5 separate regions of the Homo sapiens genome follow, and regions 2, 3, 4 and 5 are each linked to region 1. Evidence: chromatin loops called from intact Hi-C (ENCODE). Cell type or tissue: endothelial cell of umbilical vein. All regions are shown on one strand. Each heading gives the region's core, and the rest is flanking DNA. Links, peaks and the distances in the headings are about the cores only.

Region 1 (6,532 bases), core at 597-5,596:
AAAATGCTGGGATTACAGTTGTGAGCCACTGCGCTCAGCCTGATTACTTTTCTTCTACATTTTGCAAGAATGCCTAAGTATGAATTTTTATTCATTTCTCATCATCCAGATTTGCTTGAAAAGTCCAGGGTGATTTTCCAGCAGGCTGGAGAGAGGAACTACCACATATTCTATCAAATTCTATCTGGACAAAAAGAGCTTCATGGTAAGTGTAGGATTCTGGAGCTTAGGGTTATTCCAAAACAAGAAAAATAAGTCATATTTGGGGGATGAAAAAGTGTTATTCGGTAAGTTTCTTAGCCTATTTAGACCTCAGTATATTCATCCTTAAAACTTAGGGAATTGAATCAATTATAGAACTAGTGTTGTATAATTTTATATGGACAGACAGTAAATAGCAACACTTCTTTTTCAATTTGGTAGCAAAAAGAAGCAGAGTATTTGGAAATGGGTAGGATGCCCAGCAGAGGTGAGTGAGTGTGTGTGTGTGTGTGTGTGTGTGTATAAAAGCATTAATTTAAGGCCTTAATTAGAGCTACATGGGTGGTATAGATAAGGACCAGGGGAGGGAAATAGCATCATAGTGTGTGGTGGTCAATGGGAGTTTTCTCTCTTTTTTCTTTTTTAATAGAGATGGGGTTTCACCATGTTGGCCAGGCTGGTCTCAAGCTCCTGGCCTCAAGAAATCCTCCCACCTTGGCCTCCCAAAGTGCTGGGATTACAAGTGTGAACCACCGTGTCTGGCTCAGGGAGTTTTATAAAGAAGGGGAATTTAGGTTGGGATATGAAGAATGGGAAGGGGATTCAGTCAGACAAAGTGAAGAGTGGAGGCTACTTCTGGTAGGAGGAAGAGTGTACACAATGTTGGGAAAGGGCAAAGCAGGAGCAGGGAACAGAGAGACCAGGTTGATTAAAGGAAAAGGTTTGCACAGAGGAATAGTGGAGATTTTATTCCGATGGTTTCTGAACTCAGGGAGTTGGCAGAGCAAGTGTGTTGTGGGGGGTGCGGCAATAGGAGGTCATGATTTATTGAAGGCAGTGTTTGGGACGATTAAGCTGGTAATGGGCAGGATGGTGTGGAGGCAGAGACTTGGATGGAAGGGATTGCAAATGTCCCAGTATGAGATGACAAGACAGTGATCTAAGAGAGTGTCTGAGAATGGAAGGGTGGGGGAAAAGGGATAGATGCATGGAAGAATAGACAGGTCTTGGTAGAGACTGAATGTAAGAATGAGGAAGAGTGATGAGTCAGTCAAAAATATCCCCAAGTTTTGTGATTTGATTAGGAGAATGATAGTGCCATAAACATAAAATAAGAAAAAAAATGTGGAATAAGGGAATGAATTTCATGTATTTATTCAACAAATATTTATTATGGAGCTGCTATGTGTACACCAGGCACTGCTTTTTAATCATAGGGGGTACAGTGGTGAACGAGGTAGACAGGCCTCTGCCCATATGAGCTTATAGTCTAGTATGGAAGACAGGCAACAAATGAGTAAAGAATACATGATCTAGGCTGGGCGTGGTGACTCCTACCTGTAATCCCAGCACTTTGGGAGACTGAGGCAGATGGATTGCTTGAGGTCAGGGGTTTGAGACCAGCCTGGCTAACATGGTAAAAACCAGTCTCTACGAAAAATACAAAACTTAGCCAGGCATGGTGGCAGGTGCTCGTAATTCTGGCTACTCAGGAGACTGAGGCAGGAGAATCACTTGAACCCAGGAGGCGGAGGTTGCAGTGAGCTGAGAATGTGCCAGTGCACTTTAGCCTGGGCAACAGAGTGAGACTCTGTCTCAAAAAAGAAAAAAAAAAAACCATGATCTAATTTCTTTGTAGGTTATATGGCAGGTCTATAAAGAACAATAAAGTACAGTGAGGGGACAGAAAGAAATGGGGTTTGGTAGGGTTGTGGATAGTTCTATTTTAGATGAAATTGTCAGGGAATTTCTCTGAAAAGACAACATTCTTTGCAGACACCTCAATGAGTAAGGGAGCAAGTAGGCAAAGATTTCCAGGAATAAAATCCCAGGAGGAGGGAACAGTGAGTACAAAGGTCCTGAGGCAATAATGCATTTGATTTATTCTTGGAATAGCAAAATGGCCACTGTGGGTGGTAGAGTAGAGAGGGTAACGTAGGGTAAAATAGGCAGGGGCCAGACCATGCAGTGCATTGCAGGCCATGGCAGACCATTTAAAGTGGCATAGGAAGTCATTGGAAGGGGAGAACTACACGCTGATTTGATTTCCGAGGTATTGCATTTGAGGTAAGCCTTTGAGGACAACAATGCTCCCACAGAAGTGGACATAGGGTAAGATTACAGATCCAGGCTAGTAAACTGATGGGAACAATTCTCCCAGTCCATTATGCTTAGACTAAGTATGGTATAAATCTAGCAGTGTTTTGACTACTTGGTTTTTAAAGTACCCTTACCAAATGGGGAAAGCTCTGCAAACGAGACAATTATTTTTGCCATAGATGTAATTGGTGTCATGTAAGCAGCACGTATTCTCCTCCCCACCTTCTCTCCACCTCAACCTGGAACAGGATTTTTTTTGATCTTCCATTGATTAGTCCTATCAAATCTAACACTCTTGACATGTGTTTCTGGATGGTATAGAGCAACTGACACGTAAGATCTAATGTGGGTACCAGCAGAGACTGCAAGATTATTTTCAGAGCAACTCTGTTTACTAATAGAAGCATCTGATGCCTTTGGGCTGCTATGGAAAATGCATGCTTATCCTGAGTTCATTTATCTTCTTCGGTCTTTGGGGGTTGCTGAGATTGATTACTGTGCAAAGTCTGACATCTGGTGGTCCAAATTGGGTATTGTCAGTCTACCTGTTTTAGCACCCATTGTCCTTTTGGGGGACATTTTAAAAGATGATCTGGAACTCTTACCATCCATGTTTGCTAAAGAAGAGCTTCAGAGTATCCTGAGGCTTAATACAAGAGGGCATATCTTAACGATATGAGGATGATGTCCACATATCCTGAAATATGAGGATTTGTCCATACTACAAAAGAATTGGGTATGGAAATCACAGCAGAGAGGCTGGTCACCCACTGAAGGAGCGAAGGAAATGAGGTGACATGTTACCTCAGAGCCAGCCCCTATTTGACCTCTACATGGCCATGAGCACCCCTTCACTCCTTTGCTCTCAATTATATCTGACCCTTGTTCCAGGCATAGCTAAGGCTCATTTCTTCAGTTCTTTTGGACAGGGCTCATTCAAAATCCTTAGTTCTTACTGCCGTCTGTATAGCTTGGTCCTACATATATTTTCCCTTTTCTCCTCTTTTTCTTTTGACTTTTTTTCTTTCTATTTATTTATTGTGTCTATTCTTGCTATTCAACTAGTGTATAAATTCCAGGAGTGATGGTAAGTGACCAAGAGGTCCTTCCGTCCTGGAATCCTTGACATTTGGCCTCAACCCTGTGTATTCACTTCATAAAGTATACAACAATTGTGCATCATCAAGAGAGAATCTACTGAATGAACAGGAAAAAATATTTGCAAACTGTACATCTTATAAGGGCTGAATATCTAAAATATATAAAGAACTCAACTCAATAGCAAGAAAACAACTGGATTAAAAAATGGATAAAGGACCTGACAGACATCTCTCCAAAGAAGACATGCAAATGGCCAACAGGTCTATGAGAAAAGCCTCAACATCAATAATCATCAGGGAAATGCAAAGCAAAAACCATAATGAGATATTGTCTTACTATCAGAAGGCAAGAGATAACAAATGTTGGCAAAGATGTGAAGAAAAGGCAACCCTTTTTCACTGTTGAGTCAACTGTAAATTACTACAGTCATTATGAAAAATGGTATGAAAGTCACTCAAAAGATTACAAACAGAACTACCATATGATCCAGTCATCTACTACTGGGAATACATCCAAGGGAAATGAACTCAGTATCCTGAAGAGGTATCTGTACTTCCATGTTCAATGCAGCATTGTTCACAATTGCCGAGATAGAGAAAAAACCTAAGTGTCCATGAAGGATGACTGGATAAAGAAAATGTGGTATATATACACAATAGGATACTATTATGCCTTTAAAAAAAGAAGGAAATCTTGGCTGGGTATGGTAGCTCATGACTGTAATCCCAGCACTTTGGGAGGCCCAGGAGGGAGGATTGCTTGAGCCCAGGAGTTCAAGGTCAGCCTGGGCAACATAGCAAGACCCCGTTTCTACAAAAAATTTAAAAATTAGTTGAGCATGGTGGCATACACCTGTGGTCTCAGCTACTAGGGAGGCTGAGGTGGGAGGATCACTTGAGCCTGGGAGATTGAGGCTTCAGTGAGCTGTGATCATGCCACTGCACCTTAGCTTGGGTGACAGAATGAGACCCTGCCTCAAAAGAAAAGGAAAGAAAATCTTGTTATTTTTGTCAAGTATGGCAACATGAATGAACCTGAAGGACATTATGCTAAATGAAATAAGGCAGGGACAGAAAGACAAATACCACATGATCTCACCCATGTAGAATCTAAAAAAGTTGAATAAGTTCAGAAGATCTATTGTACAACATAGTGATTATAGTTAATAACAATGTATTATATACTTGAAATGGCTAACAGAGTAGATTTTAAATATTCTCACCACAAAAAAAAAAGTATGTGAAATGACAGATACATTACTTAGCTGGAATAAGCCATTCCACAATGTATACATGTATCAAAACATCATGTTGTACACCATAAATATATACAATTTTAAATTGTCAATTTAAAAAATAAAAATCATTTCAAAAACAAGTACTGTAAAAATTTTTACAGGATATTTTTATTAAAATACACATATTCACCTTCTGCTGGATTTAAGCTAGGCCAATTTTATTTTTAAAGTTTTATAAAACAAATTTATTGATGTTCTTTTCACCTAAAGTACACTGCACGTGTTTTAAGTATATAACAGGTAAGTGTTAACATATATATGAGTGTGTATGAAACTGTCACCACAATCAACATAATGCATGTATACTTTCAAAAGTGTCCTTGGATCTTTTATAATACCTCCCTCCTGTCCCTTTTCACTCATTGGAGCCCTCCTTTCCCAGCCCCAGTCCCTAAGTAACCACTAATATGCTTTCTGTCACCACAGATTAGTTTGCATTTTCTAGAATGTTTAAAGACAAAATCATAGAGTGTATATTCTTCTTGTCAGGCTTATTTTACCCAGCATAATTATTTTGAAATTCTTCCATGTTCTAGCACGTATTTATAGCTTATTCCTTTGTTTGCTGAATAATAATCCACTGTATGAATATACAACAGTTTGTTAACCCATTCAACTGCAGATGGTTATTTGACTTGTTTTCTAACAAAACTGCTATGAACATTTATGTAGCCCAATTTCTTTGTTTCTGAGATTTGGAGTTCAAGATAACCGATTTTCACTTTATTGAGCAATAAATAGAAAAATAAGATCAGCTCAAAAAAACTTCACTGGGAGCAAGTGTTGGACAGTGAAAGGTTAATGTGATTCTGCCAAGTCAGCTGATGATGCGCGGCTGACAGCCTGCCTCTGCTTCAGCCTGGATTATGTTTCCTGACTAAGTGAATCATGTCAGGACTCTTAGACATATCAGGGTGCAGCACTGAACACAGCAGCTGATTTATGGATCCCTTGAAAGACAGACTCAGTTCTCTAATAGCGAGGATGTGATGTGACAGGGTTGCCCTGCTAATGTTCCCTGGGCGCTGACCCCAGCTTCTGGCTGCTTCGTAGCTTTTGAAGCTCAGGTCTGTTCTACTTATAATTTTACAAAATACTTTTATCCTCCAGCCCTCAGTCATAAATCTAGGCCAAATTCCTGTTTTCAGAGTTTTGCCAACACACATTACGTGTCTTTTTGTTGTTGTTGTTGTTGTTTGTTTGTTTTTGTTTTTTTTTACACCAATTGAAACTGCTGCAATTGAATCCGCTTTTTGAATTTGCCAGCCTGTCTTCTCTTGGGAGGCATTAACACATGACTGACAAGTTAATAGAGGGCAAACATTGATTGTAGAAGTTTGGGTCTAAAATATGGATTTTATTTTGGCTTGTTTACAAGTATGATATAAACTGTAGACTAAACTGCGAATATTGACCAATTATTTTCTAAGGCCTTGCAGATTTCTTTAAGCTGTTTAACGAATCGTTTTCCCACTCTAGACCTGCTCCTGGTATCTGCAAATCCCTCAGACTTCCACTTTTGCTCCTGTGGAGCAGTTACTGTGGAGAGCTTGGATGATGCTGAAGAATTGCTGGCCACAGAAGTAAGGCTTGTTAGTTGTCAAAGCAAAATCTGGTAATGGCAATGAGAAATGAAAGACAGAATCTTAGAGTTCTGTTCTTAGGGACCCAGAGAAGTGGTCTTGCTTCCGTAGGGGTGTAGGGCTGCTTCTGTCCAAAGTTTACTTATTTATGAGAAAACTGCACATTGTCAATATAGTAACTTTGGAAGCTATGAAAAAGTAGAAAGATATTTCAACTCAATGGCAAACATCTCTTTTATTTGGTGTATAT
Region 2 (6,532 bases), core at 928-5,927, 590 kb before region 1:
TGCAGAAACTTTTTAGCTTGATGTAATGCCATTTGTCTATTTTTGTTTTAATTACCTTTGCTTTTGAGTTCTTACACACACACAGACACATACACAGACAGACACACACACACAGACACATACACAGATAGACACACACACACAGACACATACACAGACAGACAGACAGATAGACACAGACACACCCCTTTGCCCAGATCAATTTCCTGGAGAGTTTCCCCAATGTTTTCTAGCTAGCTTTCTAGTAGTTTCATAGTTTTTGGTCTTACATTTAAGTCTTTAATTCACTTTGATTTGATGTTTGTATATGATGAGAGATAGGGGTCTAGTTTCATTCTTCTGCATATGTATATTCAATTTTCCCCGCACCGTTTGTTGAGGAAACTGTCCTTTCCCCTTTGCACATTTTTGATGGCTTTGTCAAAAATGAGTTGGCTATAAATGTGTGGATTTATATCTGGGTTGTGTCTTCTTCTGTTCCATTGTTCTGTGTCTGTTTTTGTGCCAGTACCATGCTGATTTGGTTACTATAATTTCGTAGTGTATTTTGGAGTCATGTAGTGTGATGTTCTTTGGTTTTTTTTGATCAGGATTGCTTTGGCTATTCAGTGTCTTCTGTGGTTCCATATAAATTTTAGGATTGTTCTTCTATTTCTGTGAAGAATACCACTGGTATTTTGATATTCTATTGAATGTGTAAATTGCTTTGGGTGGTATTTAATATTTAACAACATTAATTCTTCCAATTCATGAGTGAGGAATATCTCCATTATGTTTCAAATTCTCTTCAGTTTCTTTCATAAGTATTTTATAATTTTCTTTGTATAGATCTTTCACTTCTTTGGCTAAATTGACTTCTAGGTGTTTTATATTCTTTGTAGCTATTATAAATGGGATTGCTTTCTTGATTTCTTTTTTAGATTGTTTGCTGGTGGCATATAGAAATGCTACTAATTGTATGCAGCTTTTGTATTCTGCCACTTTACTGAATTAATTTATCAGTTCTAACAGTTTGCTGGTGGTGTCTTTAGTTTTTTGTAAATATAAGGTCACATCATTCTGAAACAAGGCTAATTTGACTTCTTTCTTTCTGGTTTGAATGCCCCATATTTCTTTCTCTTGGCTAATTGCTATGACCAGAACTTTCAGTATTATGAATAAAAGTGGTGACAGTGGGTGTCCCTGTCTTATTTCAGATCTTAGAGGAAAGGCTTTCAATTTCTCCTCATTCAGTATAATGTTAACTATGTGTTTATCATACATAGTTTTTATTATTTTGAGGTATATTACTTCTTTACACAGTTTATTAAGGGTTTTTATCATAAAGGGATGTGGAATTTTCTTGAATGATTTTTCATCATCAATTGAAATGATCCTAGGGTTTTCTCCTTGATTCTGTTAATGTGATGTTTCACGTTTATTTATTTGCATATGTTCAAGCATCCTTCCATCCCTGGGATGAATCTCATTTGATAAAGATGAATGATCTTTTTAATGTGTTGATGAATTCGATTTGCTTGTATTTTATTGAGGATTTTTACATCTGTGTTCGTCAGTGACATTGGCCTGTAGTTTTCCTTTTTGGTTGTATTTGTCTGGTTTTGGTATCAGGGCAATGCTGGCCTTGTGGAATGAGTTTGAAAGAATTCCTTCCTCTTCAGTTTTTTTGAAGAGTTTGAGTAGAATTGGTATTAGTTCTTCTTTAAATGTTTGGTACAATTCAGCAGTGAAGACATCAGGTCCTGGGATTTTCTTTGATGGGCACCTTCTTATTACAGGCGTGAGCCACTGCGCCCAGCACTATATTACTATCTCTTAACAGGTTGCTGTAGATATTATTGTTTTTGATAGATTTGTCTTTTGGGTTTCATACTAGCATAATGAGTAGATTGTACACCACAATTATAGTATTCTGGGTTTGTTCATGTAATTAATTTTACCAGTGGATCTTGTATCTCGAAAAGGTTTTTTTTTTTCTTTACCTTAGTATTTTGTTTTTTTCAGATTGAAAAAATACTTTTAGCATTTCTTGTAAGATGGGTCTGGTGGTGATGAATTTTGTTTGTCTAGGAAATGCTGTATCTGTCTTTTATATTTGAAGGATAGCTTTGCTGGATGCAGTGTTCTTGAATAGCAGCATTTTTTTCAGCACTTTGAAAATATTGTTTCACTGTCTACTGTCCTGTATGATTTCCATTGAAAAGTATATTGCTAGACGAATTGGAGCTCCTTTATGTGTTACTTGCTTCTTTCCTCTTGCTGCTTTTAGGATTCTCTCTTTGTCTTTGACTGTTGAGAGTTTGATTCTTATATGCATTGGGGTAGTCTTATTTGGGTTGGATCTGTTTGGTATTTTCTGAGCTTCCATACCTGGATATTGGTCTCTTTCTCAAGTTTGGGAAAATTTTCTGTTATTATTTCTTTGAGTAAGCTTTCTAACCCTTGCTCTTGCTTTATTCCCTCTTGAACACCAGTAATTCTTAGATTGGTCTTTCGAGGTAATTTTCTGTATCTTGTAGGCATCTTTGTTTCTTTCATTTTTTTTTACTTTTTGCTCCTCTGTGTATTTTCAAATAACCTATCTTTGAGCTCACAGATTATTTCCTCTACTTGATCTATTCTGTTGTGCAGAGCCTTGAATGAATTTTTTAGTTCAGTAAGTATATTTCTCAGTTCCAAGATTTGTTTGATTTTTAAGTTATTTCAATCACTTTATTAAATTTCTTTAATTACTGAATTACTTTTTTGTGTTACTTTGGAGACCACTGAGTTTCCTTAAAACTATTATTTTTAATTCTTTATCCGAGAGCTCACATATTGCTTTTTCACTAGGGTCAGTCACTGATTCCTTGCTTTGTTTGGGCAGGTCCTGCTTCTCTGTTTGCTGTTGTTTCTTGTGGATGTACATCTATGTCTTTGCACTGAAGGATTAATGACCTCTCCCAGTCTTCTCTGTCTGGTTTTTGTTTTGTTTTGTTTTCACTGGGTATGTTTGCTTGAAGATTATTCGTAATTTACCTGGTGGTTTTTTTTTTTTTAAATTTTTCTCCTAGGTTGCTGCCTTCTTTTCGGCACTAGGTGGTGCTATAACCCAGGTTGGCCTTGGCTCTAGTAAATCATCAGAGCACTGCCCTGTCCTAAATAGGGAAAGTCCTAAGGGGGATTCCCCAGCAGTGTGGGAAGGTTGGCTGGGGGTTTGTGCCCAAGGGACCTGTGGAACATACTTCCTGCAGTGTGATGCTGCTGAACGGCCACTTGATTTGTCTGAGTTACCTAGCACAGTTTCCAGGGCTGAGGACAGTAGTTTCCTACTGTCCTCAAGGACGTTTCTCCCTCCAGACACTTGTGAGGCTTCTCGTGGATTGAAGCAGGGACAGATCTCCTGCTGGGGAACCCAGGATAGTGGGGAAGCTGGTTGTTCACCTTGCTCTCACTTTTTCTGGTATAGAAACTGTGAGTCAGGAGGAAATTTTCTGCATATTAGAAGATGGGCAGATTGGGGGAAAGATCATCATGGGTATGAAAGTTCAATTCTTGGCTGGGCGCAGTGGCTCACGCCTGTAATCCCAGCACTTTGGGAGGCCGAGGCAGGCAGATCACGAGGTCAGGAGTTCGAGACCAGCCTGGCCAACATACTGAAACCCTGTCTCTAGTAAATATACAAAACTTAGCTGGGTGTGGTGGCACATGCCTGTAGTCCTAGCTATTCAGAGGCTGAGGTGGGAGAATCACTTGAACCTGGGAGGTGGAGGTTGCAGTGAGCCAAGACCGTGCCACTGCACTCCAGCTTGGGTGACAGAGTGAGACTCTGTCTCAAAAAAAAAAAAAAAAAAAAGTTTAATTCTTGTACCATCTGCTAAGAATTTTTTCATTTCACTATGCTCTGGAAACTTTCCCATCCTGATATTTGAGTTCTGTGGTATTGCTGGTATTAATTTTGGCACTGTCTATTTGTTTTTGGTTTTCTGTTGTGGGGAATGTGAAGCCAGCTTGCTTCTACTTCTGCACCACCATTTTGGAAGCAGAAGTCTCTCAATCTGACTTTCAGCATTGTTATTTGTCTTATAAAATTTTTCAATTTTTTTGAGCTTGTATCTGTCAACATTTTTCTTTGTTTTTCTTATTTTGTAATTTTCAGCTCAAAAATGCTTTCCTTAACCATGATTTAGATGTATTCTCTTATAATTTACTCTAAGAATCTTAGTTTATTTCTTTATAGTCTTTTAATCTATCTTGATTGTTTTTGAATATGGTGCAAAGTGTGTGTACATGGAGGGTGAAGGATTAATTTAATATTGTTCTAATAAATCTATATTTATGAAATAGTTCAGCCTTTTCCACTTATGTGAAATAAATCAGTACTATAAACTAAATTTTTATCATACATGGTTCTGTTTCTGGATGAACTATTCCTTTTCATTGATATATTTTTCACTTCCTGCCCCATTAGAACTTAATTGCTACAGCCTTTATAATGTATTTTAATATTTAGAAGGGCAAATACCAAGCCTTTCTTTCACTGTTCTTTTAAAAATCATTATTTGCTATTCTTGCAAATATTCTTTTTTTATCTGAATTTTAAAAATCAGCTTTTCAAGTTTTATTATAAAATGCTCTTGGGATTTTGATTGGTAGTTCCTTGAATTTATAATTAAATGGGAGAGAACTGGCACACTTATACGTTGGTTCTTATTCCAATCTTCTTTTATATAATTGAATGGAGTTTTATAACATCATAATATATCATAGTAATTAAATACAGGAGTTTGAAGGACTGTCTGGGTTCAGTTTATAGTTCTATAAGCTGTATTATTATGGTGATAGTTTGGCTGTGTCCCCACCCAGATCTCATCTTGAAATCCCATATGTTGTGGGAGGAACCTGGTGGGAGGTAATTGAATCATGGGGGCAAGTCTTTGCTGTGGTGTTCTTGTGATAGTAAGTCCAACAAGATGTGATGGTTTTAAAAAGAGGAATTCCCCTGCATAAACTCTCTCTCTCTTTACCTGCTGCCATCCATGTAAGACGTGACTTGCTCCTCCTTGCCTTCTGCCATGATTGTGAGGCTTCCCCAGCCATGTGGAACTGTAAGTCCAATTAAACCTCTTTCTTTTGTAAATTGCCCAGTCTCAGGTATGTCTTTATCAGCAGTGTGAAAATGGACTAATACATGATATGGGAAAGGAATTTAGCCTCACAGGACCTCAGTTTATTTATCTGAAAATAATGTTGATAAAAATAATAGTATTATATCCAGGGGTTGTTGAGAAGATTAAGTGATTTATGACATGAAAAGTGCTTAGGACACTACCTGACACATAATATGTACTCAGTGATTGTTAGCTGTTATTACTTCTTCATATAGTTCTAGTATATTTCTTGTTAGGTATATTTTTGGGTATTTTATGACTCTTCTTGGTATTCATATAAGATTTTTTTCCTCCGTTGCTTTTCTAATTATTCATTTGTTAAAAACCATTGATGTTTGCCTGTTGATTTTATATCTGACCACTTACTGAACTCTTTTATTCTAATAGTTTTCATTAGATTTTCTGTATAGTCTTATCATCTGCAAATAAGGACAGCTTTGTGATTTTGTGTCTTCTGTTGCTCATCCTTTTTCTTTTTTCTTAATTTAGTTGGCTAGTTAAATAGAAGTGGTAATAGTAGGTATGCTTCTTTGCTTTGTTTTTGTCTTAATGGCATTTTTTATGTTTGACTATTATATGTGATATTTATTCTAGTTACTATTCTTTTTAATCAATGGCTTTTGTGAAATTGAGAAATGTATTTTCAGTTTATAGAGTACATTTTGTTTTATTTATTTTTTTGTGTGAGGAAATGTGATTCTTATTCTTTTCTGCATAATAGCTGTATTCTACAGGTTTCAATTTTAATGCTTTTTGACATCTGTTGAAGTGATTTAGTTTTGTTTTTCTCCTTTAAAGTAGTGTTTTATTATGAGAGAGTTTATGATGTTGAGTGATCTTTGCATTCCTCAGATAAACCCAACAAGATCATGATGTATTATTCTTTTACATGACTGTGTTCATTTTGTTGATCCTTTAAATTTTTTGCTTTTATGTTTGCACATGAGACTGGCTGTAACTGTGCTTTTATTATCATTTCCTTATTTAGTATTGATTGGTATATAGATTATGGTAGCCTCATAGAATGAGTTGGGAATTTCTTCCCCCATTTCTATTATTTGGAAGAGTTTACGTAAAGTGAGTCTTTTGTCTGCCCATAGATTTTTTAGAACTTCCTTGAAAATCTGGTTGCCTTATTACTTTATTTCTTTTATTACTTTTTAATGGTGCTAAGACTGTTATTCTATTCAGATTTTGGAATTTTGGGGCTTAAATTTGTCATTTATAATTTCTTATAAAAACATTCATTTTATTTATATTTTCCAGTTTGTTGACATGGAGTTTTTATAAAATTTATGTTTTCCTCTGATAGATTTTGTTCACTTTTTCTTCTTATATCATGTATTCTCCCATCTCTCTTTCTTGGCCAAAGAAATTTATTT
Region 3 (5,793 bases), core at 794-5,793, 430 kb before region 1:
AAGGAGATAGTTACAGCTTAATCTCACTTCAAGGGTATAAAACAGTCAAGAGAAAGGTTTTTAAGGATTTTTGAGGGACATTTGTTTAGTAGGACCCCCCAGGTCAATAACATGGGGATGTTAGGAAACCATTGAGATGTGGTTGTATCCTGCAATTTGAGGGCCACAGCAGTGAGTGTCTGAGTCATGAGTGAGAAGTCTAAAGAAGCAAACAGTGGCAGCAAGGGTGCACATTTTGGAAGTATCTGCCTTCCTAGAATTTGTTGGGACAAAGGATGCTAGGGTGTTTTCCATAGATCAGGCATGGAACACTGTGAGAGGAAGCTGGCATAGAGCTATGTTAGATCTTATCCTGCAGAGCCACTGGAAGAGGTGAAGAAAACTCAAAGCTGCAGGTAGACCTAGAGTACTGTCTATTCAGGGGACATTTCACAATGTCTGGAGACATTTTGGTGAGTTGGAGAGTAGAGAGGGCGTAGGGCTGTTGCCATCTATTGCTCAGAGACCAGGGATGCCGCTAAGTATTCAACGGTGCACAGGACAGCCCTGAACAAGAAAGAATTGCCTAGTCTAAAAATGGCAATTGTGCGGATTTTAAGAGTTTTTTTTATTTTTTTGAGACGGAGTCTCGCTCTGTCACCCAGGCTGGAGTGCAATGGCACGATCTCGGCTCACTGCAACCTCCACCTCCTGGATTCAAGCGATTCTCCTGCCTCAGCCTCCTGAGTAGCTAGGATTACAGGCGCCCGCCACCACGCCTGGCTAATTTTTGTATTTTTAGTAGAAACGGGGTTTCACCATATTGGCCAGGCTGGTCTATGAACTCCTGACCTCGTGATCCGCCCACCTCAGCCTCCCAAAGTGCTGGGACCAAAGGTATGAGTCACCGTGCCCGGCTGCAGATTTTAAGAAATTCTAAGCGGGAAAGGGACCAGCTGGAATCAAGATGCATGATTCATGCCTACAGAATTGCAGGAGAGAGAGTCTACACCTCTCAGGCCAGGGAACACTGAAATTAGCTAATGGGGACAGTACTTGCCAAGTGAGAACTCTCCTGCTTCCCTTTCTCTCCTGCGTCCTCCTGCTCCCACATAGGGAGTACTCAGAGACTGCGATTAGGAAACTAGGGAAGAAAGAGTGCATATAGTAAATGAGGAAGGAAAGAAGAAGAAGAAAAAAAAGCTTCTTGCCTATCCCCTGATCCTGCTGCTTCTATTAAAAAAAAGAAGGAAAACGGAGCAAGCTGAGGACTCCCTCCAAAAATATTATCCCCTCAGTGCTCCTCCACTTTCCAATCAGTATTTCACTTTCACTTATATGACCTGAAGATTGGTGATGAACAAATCAAGATCTCACAATTTTTTATCATGACTTTTTATGTGGGCTAATATCACTTCAGAATGTGGGGATACTGGATACTTGGCCACATTTTCTAGGCTTTTGAAGCCTCTGACCAAACACTGAGAAATCCTTAAAATTTTCTTCAAATGTGATGCTGTATGTATGTAACTATTACTTTAAATACTGTCCTATATTTAACCATGAGATCCATCAGACCTAAACTTGCTAAAGCCAAGACTGGTTAATAATGATAATAAAAAGCTACCATCATTTATTATGATTACTCCTGGAACTCAAGTTTGGTAATGCTTGAGAAGAAGCAAGAGAGAGAGAGTCATATTTATGATTGTGTCCTCTAATTGAAATATGTTGCTAGAAGTTTTTCTAAAGATTCCTTCATGTTCAATCAAGATAGTTATGTTCAAATTCCCAAATGAATAATCCTCTTTCATTTTATTTTGAAGTTCTATGTCAAGTCTGGGTCATTTAATTTAATCACCTTGGAGTTAGGGGAGGCTGGCTACATCTTCCCTCTAGGAAGGCTGGAAATGTCATTTGCCCCCTGGGCCCTGACAGTATGTGGGAGAAATTCAGGGCCCTTCTAAGGTGTATATATCTGTCTCCCCAGTCAATCATTCCACAAAAGGGCACAAAGAACCAGGGGTGCCAGCGGTGGAAGCCGGAGAGGAAGCTTGAGACTCTTACAGCATTGTGGTCATCCTTTTACTTTCATCCATAAGACCCAAATCAATCTGTCTGAAATTGAGAGCAATATCTGTTTTCTGGGTCTGGAATTCTTATGATCATGACCACTACAATATTTTCTCCAATGGGCTCATTGCATCTGTTGTGATCTAATATGTTGAATGGATCCCTGTATGCTGTATAAAATAGGGCTTCAGTCTTTATTCAGTTCATTTAATTTCCAAGTCTCATTACCCAGAACTGACATACAATCTTTTCTTTTTATTTACTTTTAACAACTGGTACAGGTTGGATAGCAACCGACAACACATCCCCAAATTCTGTCACATCGGAGCAGAAATGTTGCAAAATGTATTTGCTTCCAGAAAAGTTGACCTCTTTCATTTAATGTCTTTTTGCAGGCGGTACAAGCCCTCAATGGCCAGCAAACTCTGAGTCCTGAAGAATTCATCAACTTGGTGTTCCATAAGATCGATATAAACAATGATGGTAATGGAGCTACTCTCTACTGGATCACTTTTCCTACAAAGTAGGAGATGGTGGTAGTGGGGAGTGTTATTTAGACAAAAGCAGGAACCATTCAAGAGAACCCTAGTTGTGACTTAGGCTTCATAATGGGACCAATCCAATGTTCTCAGTATGATTCAATTGAGTAAATATTTATTGATCATATTCATTTCCAATGTGTGGTGCTTGACATGTTGGGATATATAAAGAGTAAAGGTGAGATGAGCAAATAAATCAGAATAATATAGGATGAAGTAAGTACCTTCTGCTGTTTGCTCTGAGACACATTCTATTAATCAGTTCCTCTCCACTGGAGAGGAAAACTCTCCAGTAACAGAAAACTTGAGCTTATAAATAAACTCAAGTTTTCCCTACTGCAGAAAACTTTCCTTCATTTATGCTATCTTCTTCTACTATCAGGCTTTTTTCTTCCTTTGGACTAAACATTTCTGGAGAAGAGTCCACACTTGCCTCCATTTCTGCTTTTTCTACCTTTTCTATCTACATTTCTGCTCTGATTATTTCTCCATCTGCTCTTTCTACTCTGTAATCTGGGTTCCTGTTTAGCTCAGAGGAGGTACCTTTCTTCTTCAGAGGTAGGAGTGAAGAGAGAAGACACAGACAGCCCAAGAGAAATGAGTGCTTCTACCATGTAGCTTTGATATCAGCAAACAGGTAGGTGAGCATAAAGACTTGAGATTGAGGCAGAAGATCTAGGAATGGTCCTTGAAAAACAGAAAATTTGACATTGTTAAAAATATAGGATATTAGTAAAAGGTTTAAGAAAACGGATAAGAGGCATTGGCATGCCAATCACAGTTGTCATCATTCCAAAACTCCTTCCAAAGGCATCAACCTGCCCACCATGCATCACTTCTTCTGGTGGACACAAGAGGGCAGTAGAGACACATGTTCCCATGTTGAGTGTGACAGGTTGTACTAGTAAAATGTGGCAGCTCAGCGTGGCAGGATGGGATGGTGAGGCCGGGAGGAAGCTCAAATGCAGCCACTGCTGCAAAAAAGCCAAACGACTGGACAAGAGTATACTGCTCAAGAAAGAAATTTGAAGATGCATCAGTTGCATCAATCTTCTTCTCTTAAGCACCTCGGTGTAGATCTGCCTCTCCTGAATCTCAATTCAGTATGCTCACTTACTAGTATACTGACATCAAATAATGAAACATGTCAGTACATGTGAAAGCTTGTAAGAAACAGAGTCAGACTACCCAGAGTAGATAAGGAGGCTACGTGCAGCCAGGAAAGGACCAGAGAAATGGAGAGTGGAGGGTCTGATGAGGACAATGAAGACTTTATTTGGAATATGCCACTGAAAATCGTGGTCATCGAACTGGAGAAATGCTGTAGATTTTATTCTGTTTCACTTTGTTTTTAATCTTAGAGGTGCTGCAGGATGGCAGGGATTGGAGTAGAGTAAATCATCCATTTCAGCCTGGGGCTGAAAGCACTGATGTAGAAGAATGAGTACTCCGGAAGTAGATGGGACATCACAAAGTTTTAAGACTTGGTTTATACAGTGACTTTCAAAAGGGCAGGTCAAGAATGTTTAATAATATCCATGAACACTGCTTCTAGTGCTAGGAGTGAGGGGAATAGGAAAGTGACCTTCCTCGGAGAAGTACGAAGATTTTGGTATTCTTAGGAAAACACTAAGATTCTATTAGTTTGAGGACACAGATAGTGTATTCGAGAAAACATGAATATGATTCAGGACTTTTTGTTTACTATCCAAGAAGGTTCCCCAAGGGCAAAGTATAAGGAATCGATAAAATGGGGACTGTGATTAGAAAGGAACTTGAAGTAGAAAGGGCTGGGTTAAAAGAGACGTGAATTCAGAAAAGAGAAATTGTGCCTGGGCAATAGCTGAGGTTACCTGAAGTTAGAGAGATGAGCTCTTTCACTTACAACAATAAGTCAGCGACAGAAAAAAGGAGATGAATTATGGTTTCTAGAATAGTTTATAAAACTAAATACACTAATTGTTTCCTCTTATAAAAACTTGTATTACTATTATTATTATTATTTAAAATGGAGTCTTGCTTTGTCACCCAGGCTGGAGTGCAGTGGTGTGATCTCGGCTCACTGCAACCTCCGCCTCCTGGGTTCAAGCAATTCTTCTGCCTCAATCTCCCAAGTAGCTGGGACTACAGGCTCCCCCCACCATGCCCAGCTAATTTTTGTATTTTTAGTAGAGACGGGGTTTCACCATATTGGCCAGGCTGGTCTCGAACTCCTGACCTTGTGATCCACCCTCCTCAGCCTCCCAAAGTGCTGGGATTACAGGTGTGAGCCACCGTGCCCAGCCCCAAAAACTTGTATTTTAAGTAAAAAAAATATACGCACATCCACATCTATATACACTTTGGAGTACCTATGAATCGCTATTTCTTAGCAAATGCATATACAGAACTAAAACTGATAGAACTTGCTTTTGTATAAAAATTATTGACATTTGTTACATCGTTTCATCATGAGACAGCTGGATCATTCCATACATCAAGAAAAAGATGTTAACAAATGTGCTGGTGAACAGAGACAGCCCAGTGTAATCAAAGACAAGGAAGAAAAAGTGATGAAGACATAAAAGGTTGATATTTGCAGAAGTACAAAAGGATTTGGCCAGTATTTGACAGAGAAGAATAATATGAAGTGCTTCATTTACAAATAAAGGGGGAATTAGCACCACAGAGGAGAATGTCTATTCACATTTGTAAAAGCTAAACTCTGTATACCTCAAATATAATTTTTTATTGTTCATTATCATTGTTATCAAAACATCAGCATTGATAGAAATAGAGATGCTCAATTAAGTATACCAAAATGCTGTTGACTGTACACTGACATATATATATATATATATTTATTTCTCAAAATAAAAAGCAAGCACATCATTATGCCGATAATATAATGAATATTGAAACCAAAAGTAAAGATGATCACAGCACACAAAGATACAACTAAAAAGACTTTAGGTATGCATATGAAAATCCCAATTTGATTGTTAATTGTTTGCAAAAGAATGGTCAACATCACATCTGTTGTGACAGAAAAATACACAACAGTTGTGAAATATTCTAAACATAATTCTCATAATAGCAAATCAAAGTTAGAAGGTTAAGCAAAATAAAGGTACAGGATTAATGCTAGATTTATAACAAGATGAAGAGCTATGAGCTCCACAAAGGCCAGAACCATTTCCGTTTTGTTTACTTTGATATTTCC
Region 4 (6,532 bases), core at 777-5,776, 63 kb before region 1:
TATCTAGAAAATGATGACAAAGTGATTTTTTAACAGGATATTTACCCCAGCAACTTTTTACAAAGTCTGATTGTTTGAGGCACCACTGATAAAGTGTAGTATTAGTGATAAGCCAAGTTGAGAACGTCAGCAGTGAAGAAAATACGTTATAGAACTGAAATGGGTTCCATTTGCTCAATACAGTAAAACCAGGTATCTGCACCAAGGTTTGCAGTGATAGAAAAAAAGGCTTTTACTGCAGGGTGCCAAGTAAGGAGGAGCAGGCAGCCAAATGCTCAAATACTGACCTCCCCAATAGCTTGCAAGCAAGGATTTTTAAAGGCGAGTAAATTTCAGGAAAGTGGAAGTTACAGACAAAAATCATAAATAAATAGTTAAAGGTTATACATTGGTTTAAGTTTAAAGGACAGGATATTGTGAAGCAGGGGCTTACAGGTCATGGGTAGACCCAAAGATTTTTCGATTTGCAGTTGGTTAAGGAAGAGCAGCTTTGTTTAAACATTTGGGGTCAGTAGAAAAATGTTAACTAGCTAGGGAGAGTGACTTTGTTCAAGACCCTGAGAAAGAAACTTAGAACAAAGAACAGTGGTTAAAATTCAGCCTTCATTTTCTCCTTACCTGAGCTCTACTTGTCAATGGATCTGGTCAGTGGGCTTCCTCAATGAGGGTCCGGGTCTCTGAAATACAACTCAGGGACATGTGTTAAGTTGTTTTCTTTAAGTTCTATAAAGAATCAAGTATCACTGGTACTCTTAAGTTTGTTAACTTTGATTTAGGCTACTATTACCTTCCTGTTTAACAAGTTACTTATTTACTTCTAGGGCTATCTAGGTCCCTGGAATTTCCCTTGAGTGAACTCAGGATTTTCCTTTATTTTCCAGCTTGAGGTCCTCAGACCTCCTAAAAAGGGGATACCTGCTTTGTCTCACATAGAGAACCTAAGAGATAGGCAGCGTCCAAGAAAAATACGTGGTTTCTAAGACCTGCTTATGTTCCAGCTAGTGATTTAGGGGCTAGAAGGTGAAATTCCTTGAATGGACAAGTGGATAACATGTAAATGAAGCTGGCTGGGGAAAAGGTCATTTGTAATGGTCAGGACTGTCTAAAGGCACTCAAACTCAGATTGTTAAAATTCCTGTATGGATTAGATACAAAAACTGCTGGCCAAGTTTGGCTACTGGTTTTTTTTGTTTGTTTTGGTTTGGTTTTTGGGTTGCTTTTTAAAAATCTTTGTGCTTAGTGAAATAAAAAAGACATTTTATGCTTATGGTAGTTGAGTATCAAAGTATTACTTTAGAAAGGATTTTTTTCTGTGTTTACCTTGCAGGTAAAATACTTAGGACTATTAGATGCAGAGTTTTAAAGAGACAAATGTAGAACCCTAAACTTATTTATAGCAAATTATGTAATGCAATATCATCTGTAAAATAAGGCTTTATATCCATAAATATGAGATTAATGCCCCACACATTTCTATTTCATAGTAATTTTTACCACATCAGTCAACCAAAACATGTATTTACTGCCTTTTAGAGTAGATGAAATTCTGTTTATGTCCTGCTTGTTCATAACATTCCTTCTCTTCCAGCATATGCAATTTGGTTAGAAGAGATAGTAAAGAAAACACTGTGAGCTTCTTTTCTCCTTCATATGTTTTCCTCCATAATGATGCCAACTCATTTTCTTGTCTTTTCAGAAATGAAAGTACTGAAAAGAAGAATAAAGATTTACAGATCACATGTGATTCTCTGAATAAACAAATTGAGACAGTGAAAAAGTTGAATGAGTCACTCAAGGAACAAAATGAAAAGTAAAATCTCTAGTTCTATATTCTGAATATGTGGGATTTTTCAAAAACAAAATGATTCCCTTTATATAGAACATTGTTTTTTATTGATAAAATTAATAGAATTGTCACTTATTTTAGATATAAGATATGTATTTGGTGGAAGTTACAGGCAATTGCTGTTCTTAGAAATTTTGTTTTAAAGGCTGGGCATGGTAGCTCACGCCTATAATCCCAGCACTTTGGGAGGCTGAGGTGGGTGGAGCGCATGAGGTCAGGAGTTTGAGACCAGCGTGGCCAACATGGCGAAACTCTGTAAATACTGAAAATACAAAAATTAGCTGGGTGTTGTGGCGGGTGCCTGTAATCTCCGCTACCCAGAAGGCTGAGGCAGGAGAATCACTTGAGCCCGGGAGGCAGAGGTTGCAGTGAGCACAAGATCATGCCACTGCACTCCAGCCTGGGTGACAGAACGAGACCTTTTTTTTTTTTTTTTTTTTTTTATATTTTTAGTAGAGACGGGGTTTCACCATGTTAGCCAGGATGGTCTCGATCTCCTGACCTTGTGATCTGCCCGCCTTGGCCTCCCAAAGTGCTTGGTAGGGAGAAAAAGTTACAAATGGTATATGGTTCATTAATGTTTTCTTCTATTTTTTTTAATAACTTCAGAAGTATTGCCCAATTAATAGAGAAAGAAGAACAGAGAAAAGAAGTACAGAATCAGCTAGTAGACAGAGAACATAAGCTAGCAAGTAAGTGGCTTCTTATTTAATACATTTTCTATTTTTAATGTATTTATTTTGGAAGCATGAGTGGTTTTGTTTGCTTTTTTATTTTCTACTTATTGTTTTAAACTTTAAATCATATTTGGAATGGCTTCCCTTTTCTTGACATAATGTTTCACAAAAGCAGTTCGGTTTAATCAAGTTGAAAAAGTGGTACGTTTTTTAAATTTAGGAGCTATAAGAAATTGGCCAGGCACAGTGGCTCACTCCTGTAATCCCAGCACTTTGGGAGTTGGAGATGGGTAGATTGCTTGAGCTCAGGAGTTTGAGACCAGCCTGAGCAACATGGTGAAACCCCATCTCTACAAAAAATACAAAAATTTAGCCAGGTGTGTTAGTGTGCACCTGTAGTTCCAGCTACTCAGGAAGCTACAGTGGGAGAATCTCTTGAACCTGGATGTCAAGGCTGCAGTGAGCTATGTTCACGCCACTGCACTCCAACCTGGGTGACAAAGCAAGACTGTCTCAAAAAAAAAAAAAAAAAAAAAAAAAACAAAAGGAAAGAGATGATTGACCATTTAATTTAATTTAATTTTTTTATTATTTCAACTTTTAGAATCAGGGGGCATGTGTGCAGGTCTGTTACACTGGGTATATTGCATGACACGGATGTTTGGGGTATGGATCTCATCACCCAGGTAGTAAGCATAGTACCAAATAGGTAGCAATAGGTAATTTTCAACCTCCTGCCAACTCTAGTCTGCAGTGTCTATTGGTTCCATCTTTAAGTCTGTGTGTACTCAATGTTTAGTTCCCACTTAGAAGTGAAAACTTGGAGTATTTGGTTTTCTGTTCCTTCGTTAAATCACATAGGATTATGGATTGCCCTTTTCAAAATAAAAAAATGTTGAAGGAACGTAACAGCAGGTGGCAGTATTAGGTAACTTTTAGTTACTAGCTTCTTAATGGTATATTTGAAATGATCCTGAAAAACATTTTTGTTCTCACTTGCCTTAGAGCGCAGGCACCTACCTATATAATTTTTCATAGTTGTAGCTCTCCCTTTTCTAACCCTTACACTTTTGAGAATTGTCCTTTACCTATATAGCATATTATATTTAGAACAGAGGATGGAAGAAAGACATGGAGATTTGGTATTTTCTATAGAATACTGTCATAAGAGAAGTTTCTCTTCCTTGTTCTAGTTATTTCTCTTTTGCTCTTACAGTAGCTACTAGACCATTTCAGAGTAGTCAGTGTAAGACCTCTGAGTATAATACTTGACTTTTTTTTCTTTTAAGATTTGCATCAAAAAACAAAAGTACAAGAAGAAAAGATTAAAACCTTACAAAAGGAAAGGGAAGATAAGGAAGAAACCATTGATATCCTTAGAAAAGAATTAAGCAGAACAGAACAGATAAGAAAAGAGTTGAGCATTAAGGTAAGAATCTGTTCCATTTCTCATTTGCAGTAAAATAAAAAAGTCTGTTGTGAAAAGGGTGAATATGGATAAAGGAATGTACTGTTTCTTCAGCAAATTTTTTAGAAGATATTAGGATCTCAAAGCAGCTTGAGTATCATTTGTTATGAGGTTTTCATAATGTATTTTCTAAAATAGTTAAGCAGTTATTAAACAGATACTTTGTGTCAGCACCTGGTATTTTCAAGTGTGCAAAGAATACAGAAAGGGGTTACCAGTACTTGATGTCATATATAGGTAGCTGTATAATTTTCACTTTAACAAATATTATATAATGTGTTAATAAATATTTTCAACTTACAACTGAAGAAACTGAGTCTGAGGTTACTTACTAAAGTCACACAGCTAATAAGTGAATCAATAGGTATATATTCTGAATCTGAGTCCGGGGTTCTTTCTATATTACCATGGTTGCATAGCTTGAGTGGTAGCTATGAATTGTACTTTCTGGCCCGTTTACTACCAGGAAGATGAGAACAGACTAGGATTAAAGACTGATCTACTACTACTACTGAGTAACAGAAGAGGCATAAAATTTAGTACCACATTTACAGTTTTTCTGGTTCTGCTTTAATGTGATTATCTTATTAGTAATTTTAATATGTAGTGTGTAGTATTTTCTGCAAAATTTCAGCTGCTGGCATTAACTTAAGACAAGTTGAAAGTGTATTCTCAATTTGTATTATATTGTTTAATGATTATTCATTTTAAACTTACCATGTAATTGAATTAACTGAAGTATAATATTTATAGTATGTCTTGAAATGGTTGTTGTACAATAAAAAATAAAAGCATCTTAAAATATATGTATAGAGAAAACATTAAAGTTATTTTTCTTCTCAATTCTTCCTCCTCCCCCAACCCCAATTCCTTAGGCTTCCTCCCTAGAGGTTCAAAAGGCACAATTAGAAGGTCGTTTGGAAGAGAAAGAGTCCTTGGTGAAACTTCAGCAAGAGGAATTGAACAAACACTCCCACATGATAGCAATGATCCACAGTTTAAGTGGTGGAAAAATAAATCCAGAAACTGTGAATCTCAGTATATAGACATTATGGCATTTTGGAATTTGTAATCTCATGATATTTTTGATGTATTTATCTATTGGAGGGGGGGTGGGTAGGGGAGTTAATTTGTGACTTCGTAACAATAAGAAGTTATTATCTAATTTAGTAAAGACCCTGATCTGTTGCATGTTTTTTATTTGATAGTTTGAATAGAAATTTAATTTTCTAAGTTTTACTTTTTGTTTCTGGCTTTTATGGCTTAAGGTTTTCTTTGGTTCTTACATTAGAAAATCATTTTTAACCTCCATTATCATTTTTCTAAGGTTCTTTCCTTTTTCTTAGTTGCTTTCTATTCTGTTTTGCCTGTCTTATTTATTCTCATTTGTGATTATTTAGATCTTAAGACCAAACTTTCTTGGTATAACAGTCCTAAAGATTACAAAATAAAAATATAGAGAGAGTAAAAGTAAAAAGTAAAGTAAAAAGAGAGAAGGTATGATTTTACTGCTAGAGAAGTTTGTCTCTGAAGAAGCACAAAAGAAAATATTAGTGAATTTAAAATAATTTTTATACTGCTGTAGCATAATTTCTAAATTTGAAAAAAATGCAATGGTAATAAAATGTATAAAAATTAGAAAACTGTCATTGTGTTAAACTATTACATTTAAATGATTACATTTAACACAATAGCTGTCTCATAAAAAATCTAAGAACTTGTAGAATTATTTGTAAGGTATATTTAGTGTTTTTTTCTCTTTTTTCAAATGTTGCATAGTGGTCCAGATCATCTATAATTAATTATAAGTTTCTTATGATTTACATAAGGATAATTTGGATTCTACTCTTGCTGCATATTCAGAAAAATATTATTTACTGTTAATTCTGATATGAATTGTATTTAATTTGTTGTCCTAATAGTTTTTAATTGGTTCATTTAATTTTAAAGCATAGGTTAAATATCTTTATTTTTTTTAAAATACAAGGGTCCTTCTGTACTTTTCATTTGAATCATATCCTCTAACTACTCTGTAAGAAACGTTTTTACATCAATATTTTGATTGATTTTATTGCTATACCAATACAGTCATTAATTTTACTTGGTGTTTTCTTCACCATATGTCTGTTTGATTTAAGTGAATTTAGATTTGTACAGTTCTGGAAATTTTTTAAAAAATATTATGCAGAGTAAAACATTTTAAATTACTATTTGTTCTATAGAGGAGATACATTCTGTTTCTCTTTTGAAATTGCATGCATTTTCAACCAAATATGAAAAAGTTTAAGTGGATAGATAAGACTGAAGAATAAAAGGGTCTATAAAATAAAAGAGACAAAACGTTAAAGAAAGAAATGAATGAATGAACCAAAAATTCTAGGGAAAATCAATTTATCTTTCCAATTTAGACATCTTGAGACAGCCTAGCCTAGTGCTACCCTATACAATTTTCTGTGATAATGACAGTGTTCTATGATGTCCAGTCCCATAGCCAGTGGCTAAAAGTGGCCATTGAGCACTTGAAATTTGGCCTTTGCAACT
Region 5 (6,532 bases), core at 814-5,813, 170 kb before region 1:
TACTGAGATATTCTAGGTTTTCATTTGTCTCAAGATTATTCAATTTTGTTGAAGCATTTTTATGATGGTTGCTTTAAAATCTTTGTCAGATAATTCCAATATCTGAATAATATTAATATTGTCATTTGTTGGTCTTTTGCCTTTCTTGTCTGAATTTCCTGGTTCTTGGTATGATCTGTGTTTTCTAATGTAGCCTAGATATTTTGAATATTATGAGACTCTGGGTTCTATTTAATCTTCCTATTTTTAGCAGGCAGTCTCCTGTTGAGGCATAATGTAAAAGCCAAGGAGGTGTGTATGCATGGCTTTGCACTGAGCTCTACCAAAAGCACCCCAGGAAAAGTGGGCACTGACTCACACTGCCTCAGTGCAGACGAGAGATGTACAAGTTCAGCTCCCCTCCCAGTCCAACTGACACCTTCCCATGAAAGTGGAGCACCAGCTCACACTGCCTTTTTGCCTCCAAGTGGAATATAAGATCAGCTCCTTGCTGGGCCCTGCTGACATTAGGAAAGGAGAAAGCAAAGGACTGACAATACTTTGTTGCTGCAGGGTGGAGGCAGAAGTTCAGCTCCCTGTTGTGCCCTTCTGGCACCAGCTGAGGGAAGGGGGGAAAAGGGAATACCAACTAGCCCCATGGGTGAAGACTTAATTCCTAGTGAGAGGGAGTAAGGATGAAGCCTAGTATTGACTAGTTTTGTCTCAGACTGGCTTAAGTAACATTGGTGCTGGGTAGCAGCAGAGGTTCAGCTTTCAGCTGGACCACACTGACACATCCTGGCAGAGGAATTAAAGCACTGTCTCCTTCTCCCCAGTGGAACTTGGAAGTCAGCTGCTTGCTTACTACTGCCAACACTACCCCAGCAGGAAAATAAGATTGCTGCTACTTACTTATGTTAGGTAGGAGAATCAGCATGTACTGCCTACTTCCAAGGGGTGGTGTGGGGCCACTGGTGTGTGGCTGCAGTACGGTGGGTATTGTCAAAAAGCCTTTCTATTGTTATAATTTCCTTTTACTGATCCTTTGGCTAGAAGGGACAGGCTTTTCTCCCCCTGTGCTTATTAGCAATTCCAGGTTGAAGGCTTCTGCAGTGTCCCGAGATATATGGGAGGCAAAGGAGAAAACTTACTGCCAGCTCATTCCTCAAGTCTCAATGTCTTTAGACAGCATGCTTTCTTATTCCGTCTTCTAGAGTGTTCCTATGCTTGTCTGTTGTGCTATATCCAGGGTGCTTAAGTTTCAAGAAGAAACAGCTGTGAGGAATAGGACTATACATTTTGGTGGACCTGGAAGTCTCTGTTTTATGTAATTTTATCCTTACATGTTAATCTACACTCTCCATTAGATCATAATGAATGTCTCACACATCTTGGTATCTTCTACATGTGCCTTCCATAAGTTTTCTAATATAGTAGGCCCTTGATAAATGTTTGGTGAATGCCCAACACGAAATGTTCATTTTGTGAAGACATATGCATCAGCAAAAGTGGACTGCTTATAGCCTGAAGCATGTAAGAGTGCATGGGTCAGCGGTAAAGAGTTGCGGAGGGATATCTTCAGATGGAAGAGAGGTAGCTCATCTGCATTGATGGCAATGCTTTTCTAATCTTTGATATTATATGACATATTTCTGGACTGGTCATCCCCTTTAGGCTAAAAGATGAAGTTTTGAATGCTGAAGTACAGTTTCTTTTTTTTTTTTTTTTGAGACAGACTTTTGCTCTTGTTCCCCAGACTGGAGTGCAACGGCACGATCTCGGCTCACTGCAACCTCCGCCTCCTGGGTTCAAGCGATTCTCCTGCCTCAGCCTCCCGAGTAGCTGGGACTACAGGCATGCGCCACCATGCCTGGCTAATTTTGTATTTTTAGTAGAGATGGGGTTTTTCCATGTTGGTCAGGCTGGTTTCGAACTCCCAACCTCAAGTGATCCACCCGCCTCAGCCTCCCAAAGTGCTGGGATTACAGGCATGAGCCACCGCATCCGGCCTAAAGTAAAGTTTCTTAAGTGATTGCAGCCAGCTTCGTTTGTCTAAGTTTTCTTAAGTCCTCACAGCCTTCTGAACTTGAAGGATCTCTCTAACTCTAGTCAGGGTAAGTCTGACAATGTTTGTAAGTGAAATTATGTTGTCAGAACTATGGCACCTAGTTCTTCCTGATAACCCCTTCATGTAGTAGATACAATATATGAGAGAAAAATTAAGACCTAAATCTCTGGCAAATATTTCCCCAATTTATAAGAAATATCTTGGACTCCCCATTCAAAGACATTCGAAGCACTTTTCTATTCTCCCTATCAGCATTCTAGAAACTGCAATGGATTTTAAACTAGACTTCTTGGATGGCTGGTGTCTTATGGTATTACTGTTTATTAAAATAATGTGCTACAAACTATGCTACTATTTAAACAAATACAGGTTGGAAGCAGTGATTAGTACAAAAAGAACAAAGCAGGTTACTAATTTTTCCCTAAGTCAGTCAGAATTTTTGGTCTGAAGGCATTTAATACTTCAGGTTTAGGAGAAAAGAGATTGGGGTAAGGGGGGAAAGAGTCTCTCCCAGTCAAACAAACAAACAAAAAGATTTGTTTTCAATCTCGCAGGCTTAGAACACAAATGAAAGACCAACATAAAAATACACTCAACTGATTCCTTGGTGTCTTTAAGGAATGTACTCATATACTATATAGAAACAGCCAATCATTGGTCACATTTTTACAAATTAGAGTCATGACCTGAAAGTTAATTATCTTTCTCATGTAATTCTATTCTTTTCACACTTGTTCAGCCAATACATGAAAAGCTTGATATATAGTGTGAGCAGCTGCTTATTTCTCAATCCAGTTGGCAAGACAAAAATATGGTTGGTTTTTAAACAAGTGCAGTCGTGTGGTTGAGGTTCCTAATGTGTAGTCACAGTGCCACCTAGTGGTTATGCAGAGATTAACTATTAAAGATACTGTTTATTACGGCGCAGAATTTCCCTTTATCAAAAGATTTACACTTACTTGGAAACCTTATTGATTCCAAAAGCAACTTGTTGATTAAGAGATGCGATAATTTTGTCTTTCTTTTTAATCTGCATTTGGTTTTCTTGCCACCGAAAAGTCACTGTTCTCAACTGTCTTTTGAAATCCTGATCAATAAAAAATATTATTTCAGATAATTATGTTCAAGTCACCAGAAATTGAAAGAAAAAAGCAAACTAAGTTCTTTTCAAACAGAAAGCACCAGTAAGTTTAATATTTGAAATACTTCTCACTTCCATCAGATCTAATGGCAAAAATACTTACTTCACACTGATAGTGCAATTTATAAAGCTGCCTTTGACGAGCAAGCCTTTCCTTTTCAGTTTCTCCATAGTCTGTAGTTACTTTGCCAGCTGAGCCCTATTGAGCACAGGAAATATGCATGTATTATTTTCCTCAAAAAAAAATTTTAGTTATTTGAAAGGGATTTAAAGTTGCCATCTAACTCCTTTCACGTTTTTTGTCTCAAGTCAAACACTCAATTTAGATAAACCCACCTCCCCTCAATTACAGCATTTAATAAACAGTACCAGTTACTTGCCTGTTGCTGCTGCTGCTGGATACCACTACCGGCATGCTTACCATTTCTTTTTTTTTAATTATTATACTTTAAGTTTTAGGGTACATGTGCACAATGTGCAGGTTTGTTACATATGTATACATGTGCCATGTTGGTGTGCTGCACCCATTAACTCGTCATTTAACATTAGGTATATCTCATAATGCTATCTCTTCCCCCTCCCTCCACCTCACAACAGGCCCCGATGTGTGATGTTCCCCTTCCTGTGTCCATGTGTTCTCATTGTTCAATTCCCACCTATGAGTGAGAACATGTGGTGTTTCGTTTTTTGTCCTTGCGATAGTTTGCTGAGAATGATGGTTTCCAGCTTCTTCCATGTCCCTAAAAAGGACATGAACTCATCATTTTTTATGGCTGCATAGTATTCCGTGGTGTATATGTGCCACATTTCCTTAATCCAGTCTATCATTGTTGGACATTTGGGTTGGTTCCAAGTCTTTGCTATTGTGAATAGTGCTGCAATAAACATACGTGTGCATGTATCTTTATAGCAGCATGATTTATAATCCTTTGGGTATATACCCAGTAATGGGATGGCTGGGTCAAATGGTATCTCTAGTTCTAGATCCCTGAGGAATCGCCACATGGACTTCCACAATGGTTGACCTAGTTTACAGTCCCACCAACAGTGTAAAAGTGTTCCTATTTCTCCATATCCTCTCCAGCACCTGTTGTTTCCTGACTTTTTAATGACTGCCATTCTAACTGGTGTGAGATGGTATCTCATTGTGGTTTTGATTTGCATTTCTCTGATGGCCAGTGATGATGAGTATTTTTTCATCTGTCTTTTGGCTGCATATATGTGTTCTTTTGAGAAGTGTCTGTTCATATCCTTTGCCCACCTGTTGATGGGGTTGTTTTTTTCTTGTAAATTTGTTTGAGTTCATTGCAGATTCTGGATATTAGCCCTTTGTCAGATGAGTAGGTTGCAAAAATTTTCTCCCATTCTGTAGGTTGCCTGTTGACTCTGATGGTAGTTTCTTTTGCTGTGCAGAAGCTCTTTAGTTTAATTAGATCCCATTTGTCAATTTTGGCTTTTGTTGCCATTGCTTTTGGTGTTTTAGACATGAAGTCCTTGCCCATGCCTATGTCCTGAATGGTATTGCCTAGGTTTTCTTCTAGGGTTTTTATGGTTTTAGGTCTAACATTTAAGTCTTTAATCCATCTTGAATTGGTTTTTGTACAAGGTGTAAGGAAGGGATCCAGTTTCAGCTTTCTACATATGGCTAGCCAGTTTTCCCAGCACCATTTATTAAATAGGGAATCCTTTCCCAATTTCTGTTTTTGTCAGGTTTTTCAAAGATCAGATAGTTGTAGATATGTGGCATTATTTCTGAGGGCTCCGTTCTGTTCCATTGGTCTATATCTCTGTTTTGGTACCAGTACCATGCTGTTTTCGTTACTGTAGCCTTGTAGTATACTTTGAAGTCAGGTAGTGTGATGCCTCCAGCTTTGTTCTTGTGCCTTAGGATTGACTTCGCAATGCAGGCTCTTTTTTGGTTCCATATGAACTTTAAAGTGGTTTTTTCCAATTCTGTGAAAAAAGTCATTGGTAGCTTGATGGGGATGGAATTGAATCTATAAATTACCTTGGGCAGTATGGCCATTTTCACAATATTGATTCTTCCTACCCATGAGCATGGAATGTTCTTCCATTTCTTTGTATCCTCTTTTATTTTGTTGAGCAGTGGTTTGTAGTTCTCCTTGAAGAGGTCCTTCACATCCCTTGTAAGTTGGATTCCTAGGTATTTTATTCTCTTTGAAGCAATTGTGAATGGGAGTTCACTCATGATTTGGCTCTCTGTTTGTCTGTTATTGGTGTATAAGAATGCTTGTGATTTTTGCACATTGATTTTATATCCTGAGACTTTGCTGAAGTTGCTTATCAGCTTAAGGAGATTTTGGGCTGAGATGATGGAGTTTTCTAGACATACAATCATGTCATCTGCAAACAGGGACAATTTGACTTCCTCTTTTCCTAATTGAATACCCTTTATTTCCTTCTCCTGCCTGATTGCCCTGGCCAGAACTTCCAACACTATGTTGAATAGGAGTGGTGAGAGAGGGCATCCCTGTCTTGTGCCAGTTTTCAAAGGGAATGCTTCCAGTTTTTGCCCATTCAGTATGATATTGGCTGTGGGTTTGTCATAGATAGCTCTTACTATTTTGAGATACATCCCATCAATACCTAATTTATTGAGAGTTTTTAGCATGAAGGCGTTGTTGAATTTTGTCAAAGGCCTTTTCTGCATCTATTGAGATATCATGTGGTTTTTGTCTTTGGTTCTGTTTATATGCTGGATTTATTGATTTGCGTATGTTGAACCAGCCTTGCATCCCAGTGATGAAGCCCACTTGATCATGGTGGATAAGCTTTTTGATGTGCTGCTGGATTCAGTTTGCCAGTATTTTATTGAGGATTTTTGCATCGATGTTCATCAGGGATATTGGTCTAAAATTCTCTTTTTTTGTTATGTCTCTGCCCGGCTTTGCTATCAGGATGATGCTGGCCTCATAAAACAAGTTAGGGAGGATTCCCTCTTTTTCTATTGATTGGAATAGTTTCGGAAGGAATGGTACCAGCTCCTCCTTGTACCTCTGGTAGAATTCGGCTGTGAATCCATCTGGTCCTGGACTTTTTTTTGGTTGGTAAGCTATTAATTATTGCCTCAATTTCAGAGCCTGTTATTGGTCTATTCAGAGATTCAACTTCTTCCTGGTTTAGTCTTGGGAGGGTGTATATGTCGAGGAATTTATCCATTTCTTCTAGATTTTCTAGTTTATTTGCGTAGAGGTGTTTATAGTATTCTCTGATGGTAGTTTGTATTTCTGTGGGATTGGTGGTGATATCCCCTTTATCATTTTTTATTGTGTCTATTTGATTCTTCTCTCTTTTCTTCTTTATTAGTCTTGCTAGCGGTCTAT

The links. A loop is a pair of places that touch in the nucleus more often than their neighbours do. Peaks named below come from ENCODE experiments on the same cell type or tissue, not always from the same donor. Only the 100,000 strongest peaks of a DNase experiment are listed, where the experiment ranks them.
Region 2: a loop joins it to region 1, with 24 times the contacts of the local background. A loop is called at or near these places in 20 of 110 quality-filtered maps.
Region 3: it touches region 1 in a loop (13-fold over the local background); 40 of 110 quality-filtered maps call a loop at or near these places.
Region 4: a loop joins it to region 1, with 14 times the contacts of the local background. A loop is called at or near these places in 102 of 110 quality-filtered maps.
Region 5: it touches region 1 in a loop (5-fold over the local background); 19 of 110 quality-filtered maps call a loop at or near these places.

Annotation. Positions count from the first base shown.
Region 1 is chr3:108,486,173-108,492,704 of GRCh38, reverse strand. It overlaps MYH15 (myosin heavy chain 15), which reads left to right. Exons shown (of 41, transcript NM_014981.3): 9 at 110-205; 10 at 6,179-6,282. Among named protein-coding and RNA genes, the nearest start is that of MYH15, 21 kb to the left of the region's middle. In endothelial cell of umbilical vein, for the core only: a CTCF peak has its summit at 2,834 (motif pointing left); DNase peaks (open chromatin) are centred at 2,804 and 3,914; H3K27ac peaks cover 281 bases.
Region 2 is chr3:109,078,757-109,085,288 of GRCh38, reverse strand. The region is part of intron 8 of MORC1 (MORC family CW-type zinc finger 1); the gene reads left to right. Among named protein-coding and RNA genes, the nearest start is that of MORC1-AS1, 19 kb to the left of the region's middle. RefSeq lists an enhancer at 3,270-3,439. In endothelial cell of umbilical vein, for the core only: a CTCF peak has its summit at 3,096 (motif pointing right); a DNase peak (open chromatin) is centred at 3,208.
Region 3 is chr3:108,912,869-108,918,661 of GRCh38, reverse strand. It overlaps GUCA1C (guanylate cyclase activator 1C), which reads left to right. Exons shown (of 4, transcript NM_005459.4): 3 at 2,448-2,535. Among named protein-coding and RNA genes, the nearest start is that of GUCA1C, 38 kb to the left of the region's middle. In endothelial cell of umbilical vein, for the core only: a CTCF peak has its summit at 3,446 (motif pointing right); a DNase peak (open chromatin) is centred at 3,471.
Region 4 is chr3:108,549,654-108,556,185 of GRCh38, reverse strand. It overlaps CIP2A (cellular inhibitor of PP2A), which reads left to right. Exons shown (of 21, transcript NM_020890.3): 18 at 1,697-1,810; 19 at 2,456-2,538; 20 at 3,813-3,952; 21 at 4,867-6,322. The coding sequence ends at 5,037. It also overlaps a transcript of MYH15 not described here. Among named protein-coding and RNA genes, the nearest start is that of CIP2A, 37 kb to the left of the region's middle. In endothelial cell of umbilical vein, for the core only: a CTCF peak has its summit at 3,417 (motif pointing right); a DNase peak (open chromatin) is centred at 3,435; H3K27ac peaks cover 313 bases.
Region 5 is chr3:108,658,732-108,665,263 of GRCh38, reverse strand. It overlaps DZIP3 (DAZ interacting zinc finger protein 3), which reads right to left. Exons shown (of 33, transcript NM_014648.4): 20 at 3,292-3,387; 21 at 3,007-3,134. Among named protein-coding and RNA genes, the nearest start is that of DZIP3, 72 kb to the right of the region's middle. In endothelial cell of umbilical vein, for the core only: a CTCF peak has its summit at 2,929 (motif pointing left); a DNase peak (open chromatin) is centred at 2,903.